2 separate regions of the Homo sapiens genome follow, and region 2 is linked to region 1. A link is a loop called in an ENCODE intact Hi-C map of the cell type or tissue named here. Cell type or tissue: Caco-2. All regions are shown on one strand. Each heading gives the region's core, and the rest is flanking DNA. Links, peaks and the distances in the headings are about the cores only.

The links. A loop is a pair of places that touch in the nucleus more often than their neighbours do. Peaks named below come from ENCODE experiments on the same cell type or tissue, not always from the same donor. Only the 100,000 strongest peaks of a DNase experiment are listed, where the experiment ranks them.
Region 2: it touches region 1 in a loop (9-fold over the local background); 3 of 110 quality-filtered maps call a loop at or near these places.

What each region holds. Positions count from the first base shown.
Region 1 is chr10:94,316,255-94,325,669 of GRCh38, reverse strand. PLCE1 (phospholipase C epsilon 1) reads right to left here. Exons shown (of 33, transcript NM_016341.4): 29 at 8,914-9,123; 30 at 3,611-3,769; 31 at 1,103-1,321; 32 at 566-778. The coding sequence ends at 590. It also overlaps a transcript of NOC3L not described here. Among named protein-coding and RNA genes, the nearest start is that of PLCE1-AS1, 34 kb to the right of the region's middle. In Caco-2, for the core only: a CTCF peak has its summit at 5,190 (motif pointing right); a DNase peak (open chromatin) is centred at 5,199.
Region 2 is chr10:94,439,163-94,448,577 of GRCh38, reverse strand. TBC1D12 (TBC1 domain family member 12) reads right to left here. Exons shown (of 13, transcript NM_015188.2): 2 at 6,559-6,682. Among named protein-coding and RNA genes, the nearest start is that of TBC1D12, 41 kb to the right of the region's middle. In Caco-2, for the core only: a CTCF peak has its summit at 4,079 (motif pointing right); a DNase peak (open chromatin) is centred at 4,097.

The DNA of each region.
Region 1 (9,415 bases), core at 784-8,783:
AATAAATAAGGGGTCTAAAATTACAAAAGCTCAAGTTACATATATATATTTTTTTTTTTCTTTTTTTTTTTTTGAGACGGAGTTTTCACTCTCATTGCCCAGGCTGGAGTGCAATGGTGTGATCTCAGCTCACTGCAACCTCTGCCTTCCAAGTTCAAGTGATTCTCCTGCCTCAGCCTCCCCAGTAGCTGGGATTATAGGCATGCACCACCATGCCCAGCTAATTTTGTATTTTTAGTAGAGACGGGGTTTCTCCATGTTGGTCAGGCTGGTCTTGAACTGACCTCAGGTGATCTGCCTGCCTTGGCCTCCCAAAGTGCTGGGATTACAGGCATGCGCCACCACGCCCAGCCTCTTTCCCTTTTTCTTTATAGGCGGTGTTCAATAGCATATCATGTTACACATATCTTCAGAGCCCTTTTCCTGTTTTAAGGTCCCATTCCTACCTGCCTTCAAGGGACATCCTCCTGTTGGAAAAGATAAAAGACATTGTACTAATTATGCCTTCCTTACAAAGTAGTTTAAGTTAAGCCCTGTTCCAGGATGGTGCAATGACTTACTATACCTGGGTTAAACATGCTGCCCTTAGTCACTGTCGGTAATCCATTGTGTCACTGGAGGACAAGCCACCCACAGGTTTCTCCTCCTTGGTTTGGATACTTTCTGAGGTCAAGAGCTGAGAAGGTGATGTAAGTCCTCGGGGCTGTTTAGTTGACTTGGTGAGCTTCTTGAGTTCACTTGCGAAAGAAATGCCTTTCTTTTTATCTTCTCGAGATGCCTGTGGGAACAAAGAACCTTCCATTGGTGTTAGGTTAAACTCAGGTTCCTCTGTCACATGACACTATTTCAGAAGAGCGCTTTCCTCTTCTCTCTAGAGCTTTGGAGAGAGTAGGGCTGAGGAGCTCCCCTCTAGGACTGCTTAACCGCAAGCTCGGCCACATGTTTTTTCACACAGTGAAAACAAAGCCAAACAATTTTCTCCTAACTCCATTCCTTGACTCAGGAACTTTCTCCTAAATTTCACCAGCTTCCAGATCTGGCTACAGTGTAATTATGGGTATCAGATAACTTAAGAACAGAGCAAAATAACTTTAAACTTTACCTGCACCTGCTCCTTTAGCTTAAGGATGAATTTTCCTGCACCTTTCCACTTGCTTTGGGCTTGAAACACACACTCCTGATCCAGAAGGACCCGCTGAGAGGACTTTGGTGTGGTAGTCTTCTTGTTGGTAGTGTCTTTCACCACCTCTTCCAAAAGCACATAGTCGCTTGGATTGGGGTTGCTCAGGATGCTGTAGGAATATTTGGCTTTGCATAAGGTCTGAAAGGTAAGTTATGATCAACTGAATAAAGACACAGAATCTCCAACATTTGCATTCATTCTATATGAAACTTTAAGGTGGAAAAATGGCCCAGACTAGAGATGAAGGGGATCTTCCAGATCATTTCATCCAACTCATTTTGCAGTTGTATAGTTGTAGCTTGTAATGTAATTTCCCACGTTACCTCATTTAGCTTTGCAACAGTCTATGAATTAGGTGTTATTATCCTGAATTTCAGACGAGGAAGCTTATACTTAAGACAGGTTAAGTAGATTCCAGGATATATACAGCTATAATAGTAACAATAAAGGTCTGAACCAGATTTTCTGCATGTACCAGCGCTCACAGACATGAAAGTCAGCCAGTGAGGAATAGAATCTTGCTCTTCAGGAGCGTCTCTGTCCCACTGGGCTATCTCTATCACAGAGTCTTGGATGTTGAAAGAATTTTAGAAGTCAACTGATCTCTCTTTTCATTTAATATAAGAATGTCTTTCATTGATGCATTTGTTAATTCATTAAATGTTTAGTGAGGGCCAATTATGTCCCAGATACTGTGCTGTACTTTTAGGGGAGACAAAGATAAGTTAAAGAAATGTAAGTCTGGGCCCTTTGGAATTCAAAGTCAGTTGAATAAGATGGCTAATATTAACTAAGTTATCATACAGTAAGAACAGCAAGTAACCCTTAAGTAATGTTTACCATTTGCTAGGCATTGTATTAAACATCTTACATATACTTAACCTTCAAGGAAAGTACTATCATACTATCTCCATATTGTCTATGTGGTGGTCTATGTGGTGACTTACCATGTAGTGTTTTGCTGGAGCCAACGGGAATAGTCTGGTGAAATCAGATATGGTAGGGGCATTTACACAAAAGAAATAAATAAGGGCTTTTATCTTTCTTTTACAAAGAGCTGGTTTACCAGCACACTACTATAACTAAGGCACAGATCTGAGCTTTTACTCCAGGTCTCAGAAGTAGAGCTGGGATTTGAATCTAACACAGCTTGATCTAGGGTCTGTGCTCTTAATTGTTGTGTTGTATGTCTTCTCAAATAGGTGTTTGATGAATGGCCTACCCTAACAAGGCTATGAAGGAAGCAAACTTCTCTGAAACCATGTAAACTCTCAGAGAAGCGTGATTTAGAGGAGGGGAGAGGATCAGAGTAGGCCTCCTACTTGTCCTCTGTAGGATCCTTGAGAGATGGTCAGTACCTACTGGCTTAGGTATTTCTGGGACCATGACATTGTCACTGCAGAGTCACTTCCTAAATCCATTATTATCAATGCTTTATAGAGATCCAAACTCACTGTAGATACTAAGTGTCTGTTGAAGGAATGAATTAATATTTCCAAGATTTTAAACTTTTAAAATTTGTTTTTGTTTGAGACAGGGTCTGGCTGTGTTGCCCAGGCTGGAGTAAAGTGGCACGATTTTGGCTCATTGCAAACCTCTGCCTCCCAGGCTCAAGCGATCCTCCTATCTCAGCCTCCTGAGTAGCAGGGACTACAGGTGCATGCTACCATGCCTGGCTAATTTTTGTACTTTTTTTTTTTTTAGACGAAGTTTCACTCTTGTTGCCCAGGCTGACGCGCAATGGCATGATCTCGGCTCACTGCAACCTCTGCCTCCCGGGTTCAAGCGATTCTCCTGCCTCAGCCTCCCAAGTAGCTGGGATTACAGGTGCCTGCCACCACGCCCAGCTAATTTTTGTATTTTTAGTAGAGATGGGGTTTCACCATGTTGGCCAGGCTGGTCTCGAACTCCTGACCTCAGGCAATCCACCCGCCTTGGCCCCACAAAGTGTTGGGATTACAGGCGTGAACCCCCGTGCCCAGCAATTTTTGTACTTTTTGTAAAGACAGGGTTTTGCCATGTCAGCCATGCTGGTCTCAAACTCATGAGCTCAAGTGATCTGCCCCCCTCAGCCTCCCAAACTGCTGGGATTACAGGTGTGAGCCACTGGGTTGGTTGTTTTTTTTTTCAATTAGAGACAGGGCCTCACTCTGTCATCCAGGCTGCAGTGCAGTGGCCAGTCATAGCTCACTGCAGCCTCCAACTCCTGTGCTCAAGTAATCCTCCTGCCTCAGCTTCCTAAAACTGGGATTACAGGCATGAGCCACCATGTGAGGCAATTTCCCAGCCTTAAGAGGCACACACTCCCCTTTGAGGTCCCTGTTGTTGAGGAACTTCACTCATAAAATGAGCCATCAGTGCACAGACATTTGTTCCAATAATTTATGCTGAGGAAAGGACTCAGGTGAGGAAGGGAGAGGCTTTTACCTGCTGAATGACATCCTGTGCAGTGCTGACGCGGGGTGCTTTGATGACTGTTCGAGGTTGCTCTGGAGAAACATCATGCACTTGGACAAAGAAACTCTCCTCCTCTGAGCTCAAGATCACCTCTTTGTCATCTTGAACAATGTTTTTCTCTTCTAGGTTCTATGTTTAAAAAGAAAAAATGTGAGTAAATAATAGGTTTATGCAGAATAAAGAAAGACAAATCTAGCAAAAATCTGAGCTTGTATCTTGGTGATGTAGAAACTTCTTAGCTTAATATCTCATATACTATGTTATTATTTCATAAACTGTTCTAAAAGGATATACCTATCTCCTGAGAGGAGGAAACTACTGTGCTTCTGATGATGTTGATAGATCCATAACAAGCCAATTTATCTGCTCCTATTAGCTGTGGGTTTTTTTTTTTTTTTTTCTGAGATGGAGTCTTGCTCTGTTGCCCAGGCTGGAGTGCAGTGGCATGATCTTGGCTCACTGCAGCCTCCACCTCCTGGGTTCAAGCAATTCTCCTGCCTCAGCCTCCTGACTAGCTGGGATTACAGATGTGTGCCACCATGCCTAATTTTTGTATTTTTAATAGAGACAGGGTTTCGCCATGCTGGCCAGGCTGGTCTTGAACTCCTGACCTTGTGATCCACCTGCATCGGCCTCCCAAAGTACCAGGGTTACAGGTGTGAGCCACTGTGCCCCGCCTAGCTGTGGATTTTGAGAGTCCAAGTTGACTGTAGGTAAATTTGTAGAAAGACAATATACCATTTTGCCAATTAGCAAAAGCCAAATAAGAACACAGTAAATTGTATTTAAAAGAAAGCTCACCCATTTCCACAGACGTTGAGCATTTAAGAAATGCTAGACATCTGAAATATAAACCATGAAATTGACAGGTTGGGTGAACAAAACTGCAGTGACAAGGCTGAATGAATGGCTGGAGGTAAGCCACATTGAAACAAATTTTGACAAAATTCACAGTAAAATTATGAGAATTAGATTAATTGGCTTTTTGGTGGATTATGTATCTACAGATATATGTATCTTATTAAAAATTTTCAAACAGTACAGAAGCGTATCAATAAGAAAAACCAAACTTTTCCCATTCTCATCTTTTTTCCTTCTCCCACCTTATTCGCCACAAAATACCCCACTGTCATTGGATAATACATCCTTTTAAACATTTGCTGTGGATGTTCAAATGTATTTTTGTGTATGTGACTATGTAAAGCAACACCCTTGAATTAGGTGAATTTAGATATAATGTGATTGTCAAGCAGCTGCTGCTGTTCTTTGTCCACCACATTTTCAAATGAGGATAGCTTCCCTTTTGCAAGAGGGAGACTTAGTAAAAGGGCAGGGAGAGGTAAAGTAAGTAAACAGTAGACAACCTCATCTCAGCAAGTGAGGTCTTGGCAGGAAAACTCCCTTATCCCCAGAATTCTAGCCTCATCTCTCCAGACCAGGCTACTGAAATGGGTGCTAACTAACTAACCAGAAGAATCCATGAGTTGCTGTCGCTATCTTGGAAGTTCCAACTAGAATTGTACCCATTGATTAAAGTCAGAATAGATAACTGCCACCAGGTGGCGCCAAAACTGCAACCAGGGCCAGAAAGGACTGGCTTCTGAAGCTTGCCCCAATCATTTAATTAACTTTGCAATCATGGCCTTATAATTACATGATTTTTTGTTAAATAAATAAAGATATATAATCTATTTTAACTTTTTTCAATGAGTGAAAAAATCCATTTGATTTTTTTCCCATGAATGAATACTCCATTATATAATGGAAGGGGGGGAAGAGATGAGCTATTGTCTCTTTTTACATAAAATGAGATTGTATCCTATGTATACTGTTTTACAACTTGCTTAATAATATGTCATTGCACTGATCATCATATATTTAACCAGTCAGAGAGTAAGATTGAGAGGTAATTCACATGACATAATTTATAATCTTTGTCCCCCAAACCAGGAGGCAAGAAATCAGAAAACCAGAGTTGGCACATAAAATGTCCCAACAACGATGCATTAAGCTTTATTTTTAAGAGAGCACCCTTAGGAGGCTGAGGCAGGAGAGTGGTGTGAACCCGGGAGGCGGAATTTGCAGTGAGCTGAGATCGCGCCACTGCACTCCAGCCTGGGCAATAGAGCCAGACTCCATCTCAAAAAAAAAAAAAAAAAAAAAAAGAGCACCTTTGAGCCTCCCTCAGAGCTTATTTTAAGGTATTTCTAGCCACATTAGTTCGAAGCCACAGGTTATGAACAAAATAACAATAGCCCTCACTTATATCCCTTTTTACTAAGCATTGTTGTACACCTTGTCTGTGTACATGTTTGACATGAGTCTCATGATCATTTCTTTGAGTCAAGTAGGGTAGTTTGTATATAGATTTTACAAATTAGGGCAGTGAGGTTTACAGAAGTTAGGTGGTCTGTTCATTGTGACAATCCTGGTTTACCCAATTTCAAATCCAGTAACAGAAGAGGACACATTGACCACAGGAAGATGTGGTATCTGACAGCTTGAAAGCCCAGGAGACAAGAAAATTATAAAAGGCAGGAGAGATCAGAGGTCACAGAGAGCAACTGAAGAATTTTCATATATGGGCAAACTGCTTATATGTCTTATTAGTTCCATGGGATAAAATAAATGGAAATACTTATAGCCCAAATCTGTCTCCTCTAGTAGTGCCCTCTTACATTCAGTAATTACTGAATTCATTTATTCAATCAGCAATTATTATTTGGGTATCACTATGCACCAGGTAAACCTAGATACACTAAATTTAGTTATCTTTTGAGATATATTTCAGTCATTTCAAAAATTTCCTAACAAAGGCATATAAAGGACAACTTGCCATATTTTACTTATCAGAAAAATCTTGTTAGCCTTCCCTTCTGATTTATGCCCCTTTTTCTTCAAAATGCCTTCCTTTACCAGCCTTTTGGAAGCATATTCCTGAGGTCCCTACTGCCTGTTGTCATATACTTTTTTTTGTTTTTAAAGATGAAGTCTTGCTCTGTCACCCAGGCTGGAACACAGTGGTGTAATCTTGGCTCACTGCAACCTCTGCCTCCTGGGTTCAAGTGATTCTCCTGCCTCAGCTTCCTGAGTAGCTGGGACTACAGGTGCCTGCTACCACGCCCTGCTAATTTTTGTATTTTTAGTAGAGATGGAGTTTTGCCATGTTGGCCAGGCTGGTCTCAAACTCCTGAGCCTGCCTTGGCTTCCCAAAGTGCTGGGATTACAGGTGTGAGCCACCGTGCCCAGCTTGTTGTGGTATACATTTAAATTGCATTTGGGTGTCCCTCACCTCCCCAGCTCCTCTGAGCATAAAATGAAGCTTCCTGTGACACTCAGCAGCCAGCCTGTCTTCCCTCTAGCCTACCCACTGCCTCCTGCTCCTCCCAAGGTGCTGAGTGTGGGTGATCCACAAGGATGGACACAATTTCAGCTTGGGTAGCACAGGATGGTGGAAAGAACACTGACCTGGAAGCCATAGACTTGAGTTCTTTCTACTTCTAACCCTGTCATGATTTCACCTCTCTGAATCTATTTCCTTAAGTGTAAAATGGTTTCCATTATATCATTCAACATAGTGTTTGAGGGCTTTCAACGCTGTAAATCATACACAAGTATGAGGTTTACAAATTTACTGATTTTCTGACATCGCTTAGAGGATACATACTTTTTACATGTAGCTAATTAATAAGGCAAGACAATTTAGGAACAGGACAAAAATTTAGACATTAAAGATGGCTTCAAAAGTACAGCTAAGCCCTCTGATATTTTATCATAAAGTGATTATTATTAGGGTTGCCTGGTCTCTGTCTTAGCAATTAGTGTGTCTTAATAGGGAGAGAAGGCTGGGGAGACAATTACATTTTTTTGCTTAAATTAAATGCCCTTTCATTGTCTCAGGCAAGGTCAGGGAAAGAAGGCAGTGGCTCTGGGCTCTAGAGTTGATGCTAGAGCTCTGTAGAGGCTTTAGGTCACATTCACTCACTGTGACTAGAAAGTGAAAACACACAATGGTTAAAATTGGCTATTATCTTCACTGTGCCCTAGCAAGCATGGGCCTGAGGCACCTTCTATCAGGCAAGCACTATTACATGCCCCAAAGGAGCAGATCATGTGCCCAGAACAGGGCTTGGTACATATTAGGTGCTCAATATTTATGTAATCAAATTGTTGAATAGACTCAACTGCTTGACTATCAACATGTCATGACGCATGACTGTCTATGCTAGAGAAATGACCTTATATGTCATTCTTAAGTTAGTAGGGTTTTCTCAGTTAATTCAGGGAAAAAAAAAAGTGCTTCATCAATTAAGTCAAACAGGAGCCAATCAGTTTGGAGTCAACATGGCAGTTGTTGCATCCTTTCCTTCCCAGGAATGATCATGGGAATCTTAGCACACGTAATATAAATTGTTACTAATTCTGACTCAGGCCAAGATATTATTCTTACTTTGTATGAAGTTCTGGAATATTTTCAAAGAAATATTATTATTTTACTTGTAAGCATGGAAGCTTCTATTAGCTAAAACTTCTATTAGCTAAAACTGGAAGTCAGTCATCCCCAGAATAGAAAATACCTGCAGGTTTTGCATTATACAGTAATGTGACCCTCACAACGATGTCTTTTCACACATACAAATAAAATACTGGACCCATAGCTGATGACATGCATAAGGAATCTTTGCTTCCTTTATCTTATAAGGTATGTTTTTATTTATTTTTAAAATGGAATAGTTTATTTGTGTGAGAAAACATATTTCCTTGTCTTTTTTTTTGAGACAGAGTCTTGTTCTGTTGCCCAGGCCAGAGCACAATGGCACGATCTCAGCTCTCTGCAACCTCTGCCTCCTGGGTTCAAGTAATTCTCCTGACTCAGCCTCCCTCATGAGTAGCTGGGATTACAGGTGCCTGCCACCACGCCTGGCTAATTTTTGTATTTTTAGTAGAGATGGGGTTTCGCCATGTTGGCCAGGCTGGTCTTGAACTCCTGACCTCAAGTGATCCACCCACCTCGGCCTCCCAAAATGCTGAGATTACAGGCGTGAGCCACCACGCCCGGTCTAAGGGATGTTTTTTAGATTGAATTTCTGTACCTTAGAGATAATATTCTGATTATGTGCAGAAGAATAAAACTGTTCATCCACATTTACTTAAGAAGAATATAAACCAAGTTGCAATTACAAGAAATTCTGAATTTCAGGGAGGTTGTGAGTGGTAAATGGCTAATCACATAATGAGTCGTTACTGTGTAGGCTGCACCCAGACACACTTACTTCCTGCTGGGTTTTTAAGACAATCCTGCCCATGTATCCCTCTTCTGGAAACCAGCTGCTTAAAATTTGCATGATCTCCTCTTCTGGACCAATGGCTCTCTGGAATGGTTGTTTCCTACATTCATTCTTTTCTTTAGATATAAAATATTTTTCTTCCATCAAAAAATAGTCTGTGGTAACAGGTTTGATGTCTTGTTCATTTGTCAGAATCTAAAGAAAAAGTGAAGGCAAACTGAGGAGTGAGGCAAAAACTTAAAACAAATCAACTTTCATGGTGTTCAGATAGGTTTGCTATGCAATTTATAAGTGAAATTTACTCTAGAGTATTGCATAATTCTTTTTGGAAGATCTAAGAATTCTCTTATGTTCAGAATGGATTGTTTATGTTCACTCCGGGCAACGGCACAACTTATTCATAATCCCCAGACAGCATAACTATTTTTTCCCACTGCTGGAATGAGAGCTCCTAGTGAATTAAAAATTTTAGGTTTCTCATTCCATG
Region 2 (9,415 bases), core at 589-8,588, 120 kb before region 1:
TTGAACCCAGGAGGTCAAGGTTGCAGTGAGCCATGATTGTGCCACTGCATTCTAGCCTGGGCAACAGAGTGAGATCCTGTCTCAAAAACAAAATTTTTAAAGAATAACTTCTGAACACAGTCCAGTCCCCCTACAATTTAACATCAGTGAAATAATTGTTTTGTTTTTGCAGTAATCAAATTTTACAGCAAGAATATCTATATTTAAGCATAATTAAAACCAATAAACTTTTCAAATACTCTATTACACATACCAATAAAATCAGAAACCAGAAAATTAAGCCCCAACATGTTCTAAGTGTTATGTATTTAACATTTAACTACTGCTCACAAAACACATGTATGCTAGTCCTTTCCATAATGTTGTTCCTGCAGTAAAAAATTTCAAAAGCAAAGCCTTAACTGAGGAAAGTGATCTATTCTACTTTTAGACAATTTGAAACTCTCTGATTAAGAAATCAGTATCTTACAACTTTTTTCCTTGCCTGTCAAAATTTATGTGAAACTGATTCAACCACTCAACTTAAACTTTACCAGAAAATGGCATGTGTATTGATGAAAAACTTGATCATCTAAGCACTACAATTTCGTTTTCACATTAAAGATGCCAATATAAAAGCAGTGCCTAGCAAAAAAAGGTAAGTTTCACTGAGAGATTATCAGTTTGACATAAATATGCATAAATAGTGCATATTCAATCTAGTATGCAATTGTATCATAATTACATATAACATGGTTCATTTGAAATCATTCTCACTTGCAGTTTCGAGTTCCTAAGACAAACCATGTAGCTATTCCAACTTTACCTACTAATTTAGAAAAAAAAACAAAAAACTCAGGTCAACTGAACTACGATATAACTGAAATACTATTTATAATTAACAGATTCAATTTTTAACACGGCTCACCAACTGGTTCAAAAGGCCACAAGCGGAATTTCACATCTGCAAGAGAACACATGTGATAATCCTCAAAAAGTAATACTAGGAATGTTCTTGTGATTTTGGAATTGATTATCAAGTTAACTTCAGTCAGTTTGATTTTGCTATAATCCTAAAACGTTTTTTATGTTTCTTTACTGTTAACATGGAAAGCACTAAAATTGATTAGACTTGTAATAAAAGTTACTGCAGGAATAAAAAGTTTTAAAATATTTAACAGATTCTTTCACTTATGAACCCAAATATCTCTGAAAAGATACAGGTACAAAACATGTAAAGTTAAATTGTATATAGATGTGTGTGTGTGTATATATATACACATCTATATAATTAAATATGGTGACATTTCATTCTTGAAATAGAAAAAAACATATAATTCCACATATGCAAAATATATACATGTAAAAATAATTACGTGTTTTTTCCACACAAAAAAATGAATTTTAAAAGGCCTAAAAATGTGAAAGGAAAGTGAACTGAGATATATCATTCTATGTTTTATATTTTATAAAGAGAATATAATCATGTGTTATTTGTGTCACTAATAATACATAAAAAAGGTTTTTTTTTTTTTTTTTTTGAAACAGCTCAGGCTAGAGTGCAGTGGCACGACCTCGGCTCACTGCAACCTCTACCTCCCAGGTTCAAGTGATTCTTCTGCCTCAGCCTCCCAAGTAGATGAGATTACAGGTAAGCACCACTATGGCCATTAATTCTTTTGTGTTTTTAGTAGAAATGTGGTTGGCCAGGCTAGTCTGGAACTCCTGACCTCAAGTGATCCACCTGCCTCAGCCTCCCAAAGTGCTGGGATTGTAGATGTGAGCCACCGCACCCAGCAAAAACTTTGTAAATTAAATCTTTTCTTCTTTACTTAGTGTGTAATCTTACAGATGTCTTTCCATTAAAGAAATGTTTGGTTTAATAACATATTTAAAAATATGGCAACTCTGCAGGACACAGTGGTGTGCGCCTGTAGTGCCCTGTACTCAGGAGGCTAAGACGGGAAGATTGCTTGAGCCCAGGAGTTTGAGGCCAGCCTGGGCAACATAGTGAGCCCCACATTCCAAAAAAAAATTTTTTTTCAAAAAATGTTTTAAAAGAATCAACAACTTCTTTCTGAAGACCTGCTTTAAAAAGTTATTAGCCAATGAAATACTACTACTCTAATCTCCTAATAAATCTTACTGCTTTACCATTCAAAAAGCAAGTGAGGCATCATTTCTCCAAGCAGTTTTTCACACCTAAATTACCAGCTACCTCTTCATTTCCTAAAGCCTTAACAGCTTAAGAACCTATCCCAAAACATGACAGAAGTGTCCTAACATTCTTCATGGCTTTACTGATACTATATTCACTTTCGGTTTCTGATTCCAAACGTAATAACATCTATCTGAAAGCATACATGGTAAAGGAACTCAGATACAGTTTTATATTCATAATCTTCTAGAGAATTCAAAAATCAGTGCTATGAAAAAATGTTTCTAAGTTAAAACAGAGACATAAAATTGTAAATTTACCATTACTATAAAAAGAAAATCATGCCCACTTTGAAAAATGAGAATTGCAGGGAAGAGGACAGCAAAATTAGACAAATAGGGAGTAGAGGACACACATTGAAGCAGAGATAGTAGAAAGCAAGAGGTAGAAACATGTTCCATCACATGGTAAAAGTAATACTTTTTTTTTTTTTTGAGACAGTTTTAATCTTGTCACCCAGGCTGGAGTGCAAGGGCACGACCTTGGCTCACTACGACCTCTGCCTCCCAGGCTCAAGTGATTCTCCTGCCTCAGCCTTCCGAGCAGCTGGAATTATAGGCACCTGCCACCACACCTAGCTAATTTTTGTATTTTTAGTAGAGACCAGGTTTCACCATGTTGGCCAGACGGGTCTCGAACTCCTGACCTCAGGTGACACACCAGCCTCAGCCTCCCAAAGTGCTAGAATTAAAGGTGTGAGCCACCGCACCCAGCTGATACATATTTTGAAGATGGAAAAAGGTCAGAAGAAAAATGACTTGACTATACATAATGCCTCCCAGAGAACAAACATAACCACAAAAAGGGCACTAAAACATATACTAATAGCTGTGACATAGCTGGAAAGTTCGAAAACTAAAATAAGTGGCGCAGAGAAATAATCGTCAGTTAAAGGATCAGAGAAGGGGCCGCAGAGGCAGAGGCAGCAACTACATTTCAACTCTACCCCTTCTTCTCAAATGAAAAAGAGCTGTTCTTTTCCTGACCACTCATGAAGTTCTATTGCTGTTGTTGCTGTTTTTTGAGACGTATTCTCGCTCTTTTGCCAGGCTGGAGTGCAGTGGCACAACGTCGGCTCACTGCAACCTCCGCCTCCCGGGTTCAAGTGACTCTCCTGCCTCAGCCTCCCAAGTAGCTGGGACTACAGGCACGTGCTACCACGCCCAGCTAATTTTTATATTTTTAGTAGAGACGGGGTTTCACCATGTTGGTCAGGATGGTCTCAATCTCCTGACCTCGTGATCTGCCCGCCACAGCCTCCCAAAGTGCTGGGATTACAGGCTTGAGCCACCGCTCCCGGCCCACTCATCAAGTTTTTATACCACATATATAAAAAAGGGAATGTGAGGGGCCGGGCGCGGTGGCTCACGCCTGTAATCCCAGCACTTTGGGAGGCTGAGGCGGGCGGATCACGAGGTCAGGAGATTGAGACCATCCTGGCTAACACGGTGAAACCCCGTCTCTACTAAAAATACAAAAAAATTAGCCAGGCGTGGCGGCGGGCGCCTGTAGTCCCAGCTACTTGGGAGGCTGAGGCAGGAGAACGGCGTGAACTCGGGTGGCGGAGATTGCAGTGAGCCGAGATCGTGCCACTGCACTGCAGCCTGGGCGACAGAGCAAGACTCCGTCTCAAAAAAAAAAAAAAAAGAGAATGTGAGGTCTTGGCTTTCCGAAATGAAAATAGCAGATTAAAGGTATACAGCGTATCAGCAAAGATAATTATCCAACCAGTAATTTATTCAGAGACTTATGGTAAGAAAATATCATAGAACATTAGTTTATATAAAGATATAAAAATGTATGTGCATGCATATTTAAACTACCATAAAAATCAAAAATACCTGTATAAACCTTCAGTAGCAAGACCACCGTTTTGCCTCTAGAGGGCGAACTTGGTCTTCTGAAACATTCTAGACGAGAGACGTTACTTTCAGACTTTACCAAAAGAAAAAAAAAGGAGCTAAAACTTAAGATGTCACAATAGCAGAGGTTCCCAACCTTTCTTGGTCAATGCCTTTAGTGTCTCTGATTTTTTTCACAGTAACTCTTAAGCCAAAAGAAATACCTAATGATTCTGTTTAATAAGTAGCTATGTCCAAACAATTTAATAAGGATATATTTCCTAACACTTAGTAACTGCTAAAAAAAAAAAATACACATAAATTGAAAAAAGAAATATGTTTTCTTTCATTCTTTTTTTTTTTTTTTCTTGAGATGGAGTCTTGCTCTGTCACCCAGGCTGAAGTGCAGTGGCATGATCTTGGCTCACTGCAACCTCCACCTTCCAGGTTCAAGCGATTCTCCTGTCTCATCCCCCAAGTAGCTGGGACTATAAGCATGCACCACCATGCCTGGCTAATTTTTTGTATTTTTGGTAGAGACAGGGTTTCACCATGTTGGCCAAGCTGCTCTTGAACTCCTGACCTCAAGTGATTTGCCTGCTTCTGCCTTCCAAAGTTCTGGGATTACAGGCGTGAGCCACTATACTCGGCCTCATTCTTAAATAACCGCAATTAATTACCAATTTGGGCATGTGTGGCTTTGTGCATTGTATACAATTTCTCAAACCTTAAAATCAGATTAGACATAACCCTCATTTCCAGTCCCACGCTGACTTTTTTACAGTATCTGGTTTTTATCACAGCAACCTCAGAAAAAACAGATTCACAAAGATATGATGCCACAGAAAAGTATGTAGTAGCACTTAATGTTGGAACTGTGTACTGCTTCTAATTACCAGTCTCCACCATATCCAACTGATGTGGAATATCACTGTTTGCCTCAAAAAATTTAAATATCCCACAGTACCCCAGTGTGTTAAGTGCAGCACACCAGAGTGTCTGAGCACATGGCTTGGGGATCACAGCACACAGTTTTAAGTACCAATAGATAAACTATTCACTATTTTCATCACTTGTAAAGAAAATTAACTACAAGCCAGGTGTGGTGGCACATACCTGTAGTCCCAGCTTCTCAGGAAGCTGAGGCAGGAGCATCATCATTTAAGCCCAGGAGTTTGAAGACAGCCTGGGCAACATAGCAATACCAAGTCTCTTGAAAAAAGAAATTAAGTTAGTTTACAGGGAGAGGAGGAGGCACATGGTCTAACTACTGACTAGCTACATAGTTCAGGCAAATCCTTCAAAAGGGAAAGGGAGGGGCTGCTTAGAAAGACGGCAATCTCAGCAACTTCTGTTTGTCTTATGCTTCTCTCAGGGACAAACATGCAGTCCTCTAGTGCCGTGCATGTACATTCTATGGGGGTGAACATCTTGGTTCTGGTTAAACAGCTAGTGCTTTTGACAGCTGTGCCAGGAAGGGTTAGGACCAACTACAAAAGAATATGGGTTCTAAAAGCATAGTGTGTGTCCCTAACTTTGTTTTTCCTGAGGAAAAAAATAAACCTTTTATTCAAATGCAAAAAGAAGAAAAAAAGAATTAACTACAATAATGTTTTTAAAGATCTAAAATTATTTTCTCATATTACTTGGAAAACCAGTTTTTCTTCTGAGCAATAAAAGGAACACTATTAAATCTTTAAAGGAAGATATCTTTTCCAATTTGAATGATGATTATTGCCTTCATGTGATTGTTTTTATAAATGCTAGCTGTGTTAAATTTGGTAAACTACAATTGGGAAGGATAAAAATAGGAAATGTACTATATGTCTTCTTCTGAGCAATAACTTCTCTGAACTTTAAAACACTGCAGATTGATCCAGTCTCACTGCTTTCCATTCTCACTTATCTAGTACTGAAGAGCCAAAGTTCAGAAGTCAAATAAGATCAGAAAGTCTTAAGAACTCAAGAATACAGATGTTAACAGAGATATCAGAAGAAATAGCTTCTAAATTACTAGAAACAGATTGTGTACCAACTCTTCTCATTTACAAAGTCCTTGGTTTAGAGAGGACACCAGAAAAGTGACAAAGGAAGGAGTTCAACCTCATAATCTACTCAGTTTTTGCTTTTTAATATTTCATCAGTTCACAACTACCAATATTCAGAACATCTGTGCCACTGACAAATGCTACCAACTTCAACTGGAAGTCAAACAGTATGTGGTGAGAGTGATTAGCTAAGTTTTTAAAAAATCTATTCAAGGAATAACTGGTTAAAAAAAAAAGTCTACGTTCTATTTGAAGAATTTTCACAATTATAAAAGATAACAGAAAATATATGACCTGTTTTTCTAGAAAATTTAGCAGGTCCCTATAAATACTTATAATCCCAAAAGTCTGTATCTAGAAAAATAAGAATAAAAATAGAATATGGTTAGTTTAAAAAAAAAAAAAAAAAGAAGAAGAAGAAGAAGAATGCTTGAAAAGCTAGGGTAAACTACATGGCTATGTCAGTACTTACCTGCTGAATGATTTTGGATGTTTTCTGAAGATTCTCTCTAGGAGGGACTTTACCAAATAATTTCCAACCAGGAGCACTATGGACAACTGATTTGAGTTCCTTTGTCCTTTTTGGAAAAAGGTTTCTGAAACACAGAAAAGTTACATGAATTGTGTTTTTTGTAACCAGAGAGCTATTTAACAGTAATTTTATAATAAGTTTGTTCCCAAGGCAAAAACAAAAATACTTTTAAATAAAACTATTTCTACTACTTATACCACTATTACTTAGAATAATAAGGCTCAATTAAGAATATGTAGCTTAATACCTAATGCATGCAGGGATTAAAACCTAGATAACAGGTTGATAGGGGCAGCAAACCACCATGGCACACGTATACCTGTGTAACAAACCTGCACATTCTGCACCTGTGTCCCAGAACTTAAAGTAAAATACAGACTATCTGGCTTATATAGAGGTATTAGAAGAATCATCAACAGAAATAATAAAAAGATAAACAAATTGGAAGGAAAATGATAGCCATAAATAAGATGCAAACATTTGTCTAAATCAGCTACAAAGTATACTAGAATTGACTGTACATGTACTTAACAATAAGAGCCAAAATTCTGAAAACAAAAACATTTAAAAGAATCTATATAACAGTTAAAGGATTAAGTAATACAATATTTGGATAAATATTATTTACAGTAATAATTTGTTATTTATAATAAAATTATATCTACTAATCCCCTATTGCTATAATATATATACATAACCTGTCTTTCCTAGGCCAGCTATGTACAAGAAAGCTTACTACAAAAGAGTCAATATATAACCAAGGAAGAAAGTATCTCTCACTGAAAAATCTAGAAAAAAAAAAACAAAACCCAGGACAGGTGCGATGGCTCACACCTGTAATCCCAGCACTTTGGGAGGTTGAGGCGGGCGGATCACGAGGTCAGCAGCTCAAGACTAGCCCGACCAACATGGTGAAACCCTGTCTCTACTAAAAATACAAAAATTAGCCAAGCGTGGTGGTGGGCACCTGTAATTCCAGCTACTCGGGAAGCTGAGGCAGGAGAATCGCTTGAACCCTAGAGGCGGAGGTTGCAGTGAGCCGAGACCGCCTCATTGCACTCCGCGTCATTGTGCACCCTGCACAAGTATTAAGGATTTTACCTATTATCTCCATGCCCTAACCAACCAAATTAAGTACCTATTTTTTTATGTAAGCAGGGATGATACTCAACATATGTACCCATCAAAACAACATGACCAGGGCCCAATGAACCAATTAGGAAGGTACTGATGAATTCAACTCAATATAAACCCTTTGCATAAGCTATAAGTGAACAGTAAGAAAATTCTTAATTCACACATATGATTAATTACAAACAGTTCCAAATTGAAGTCCCAAATAATTAGATTTATCTATACTCAAAATGCCGTATCAATATATCTTAAAAGTGCAGATTAGTGATAATAGAAAATAAGTTTTTAATGAAAAATGTTAAGGGACTCCTACAAAAGAATGCAGGCTAATCAATAATAAAGAAAAGAAATGGCCAGGCATAGTGGCTCATGCCTGTAATCCCAACACTGGGAGGCCAAAGCAAAAGGATCACTTGAGCCCAGGAGTTTGAGAACAGCCTGGGCAATGTAGTGAGACCCTGTTTCTACAAAAAATAAAAATTAAAAAAAATAGCCAGGCATGGTGGTGCACACCTTGTAGTCCCTGCTACTTGGGAGGCTAGGGTGGGACAATCACTTGGGCCCAGGAGTTAAGGATGCAGTGAGCTATGATACTGCCACTATACTGCAGCCTGGGCAACAGAGCAAGACCCTGCCTCCAAAAAAAAAAAGAAAGGAAAAGGAAATAAACACTCTTATTTCCTCAGGTGTATAACAGAAATAAACATATGACACTAGAGTAATTTCTACTTTAAGATACTCTGGAGGTTTCACCTCAGAGACCATGTACAGTGACTTAATTCTCTACTTCATAAGATCACTAAATAGGTGAACGTTTTCAATAATGAATATGCTGAGGACTAGGAATACTTCTAAGAAAAAAATTTGAAGCCTCAAAGGATGGTCTATTAATTTAAACAATGTTTGATACGTTGTGTACCACTTATCAAGAAAACACTTTGTAGCTGATTTAAACAAATGTCTACATCTTATTTATGGCTATCATTTTCCTTCCAATTTGTTTATCTTTTTATTATTTCTGTTGATGATTCTTCTAATACCTCTTAACTCCAAATTCACCTTTATGCTCTAAGATAACAGAAAAAATTCCTTTAATCATTTCTCCTTTAAAACAAACATGAAATTATTAAGCTTTCTGGGTAGAGGGCACCAAAGGGACACTGAAGGAGAAAGGGGCTCTCCTGTGGTTTCCAGCTGCTGCAGAGTGGATCGGGTAGAAGTGTGAGGACATCCAGTAAAATTCTGCTTAGCTCGATGCCCAGACTGCAGCCCCTCAGCAAACCTGCAGCCTTGCTGAACCTGCAGCCTCAACCTGGAGATGGCGTTCCTGCAGCCTGCTCAACAAAAAAATTGACTCCACCAAAGGCTTCCTGCCAGCAACAGTGTGCCAATTTCCTCTGCAAGCCCCACACAGGCCAGACAGTTCTCATCAAGTCATATTCCCTCTACAATTCCTACGTGACCTGCCTGCACCCTAAAGGTTTCCTATCTACCCACACAAATAAACACAAGAAAAAATCTTTGTCACCATGGTTTAAGAAAATAATTATTGGATATGACACAAAAACATGATCTACAAAAGAAAAAGTTGATGAACTGGGCTTAACTAAATTTAAAACATTTGAACTTCAAAAGACATCATGGATGCAAAATGACAGAATAG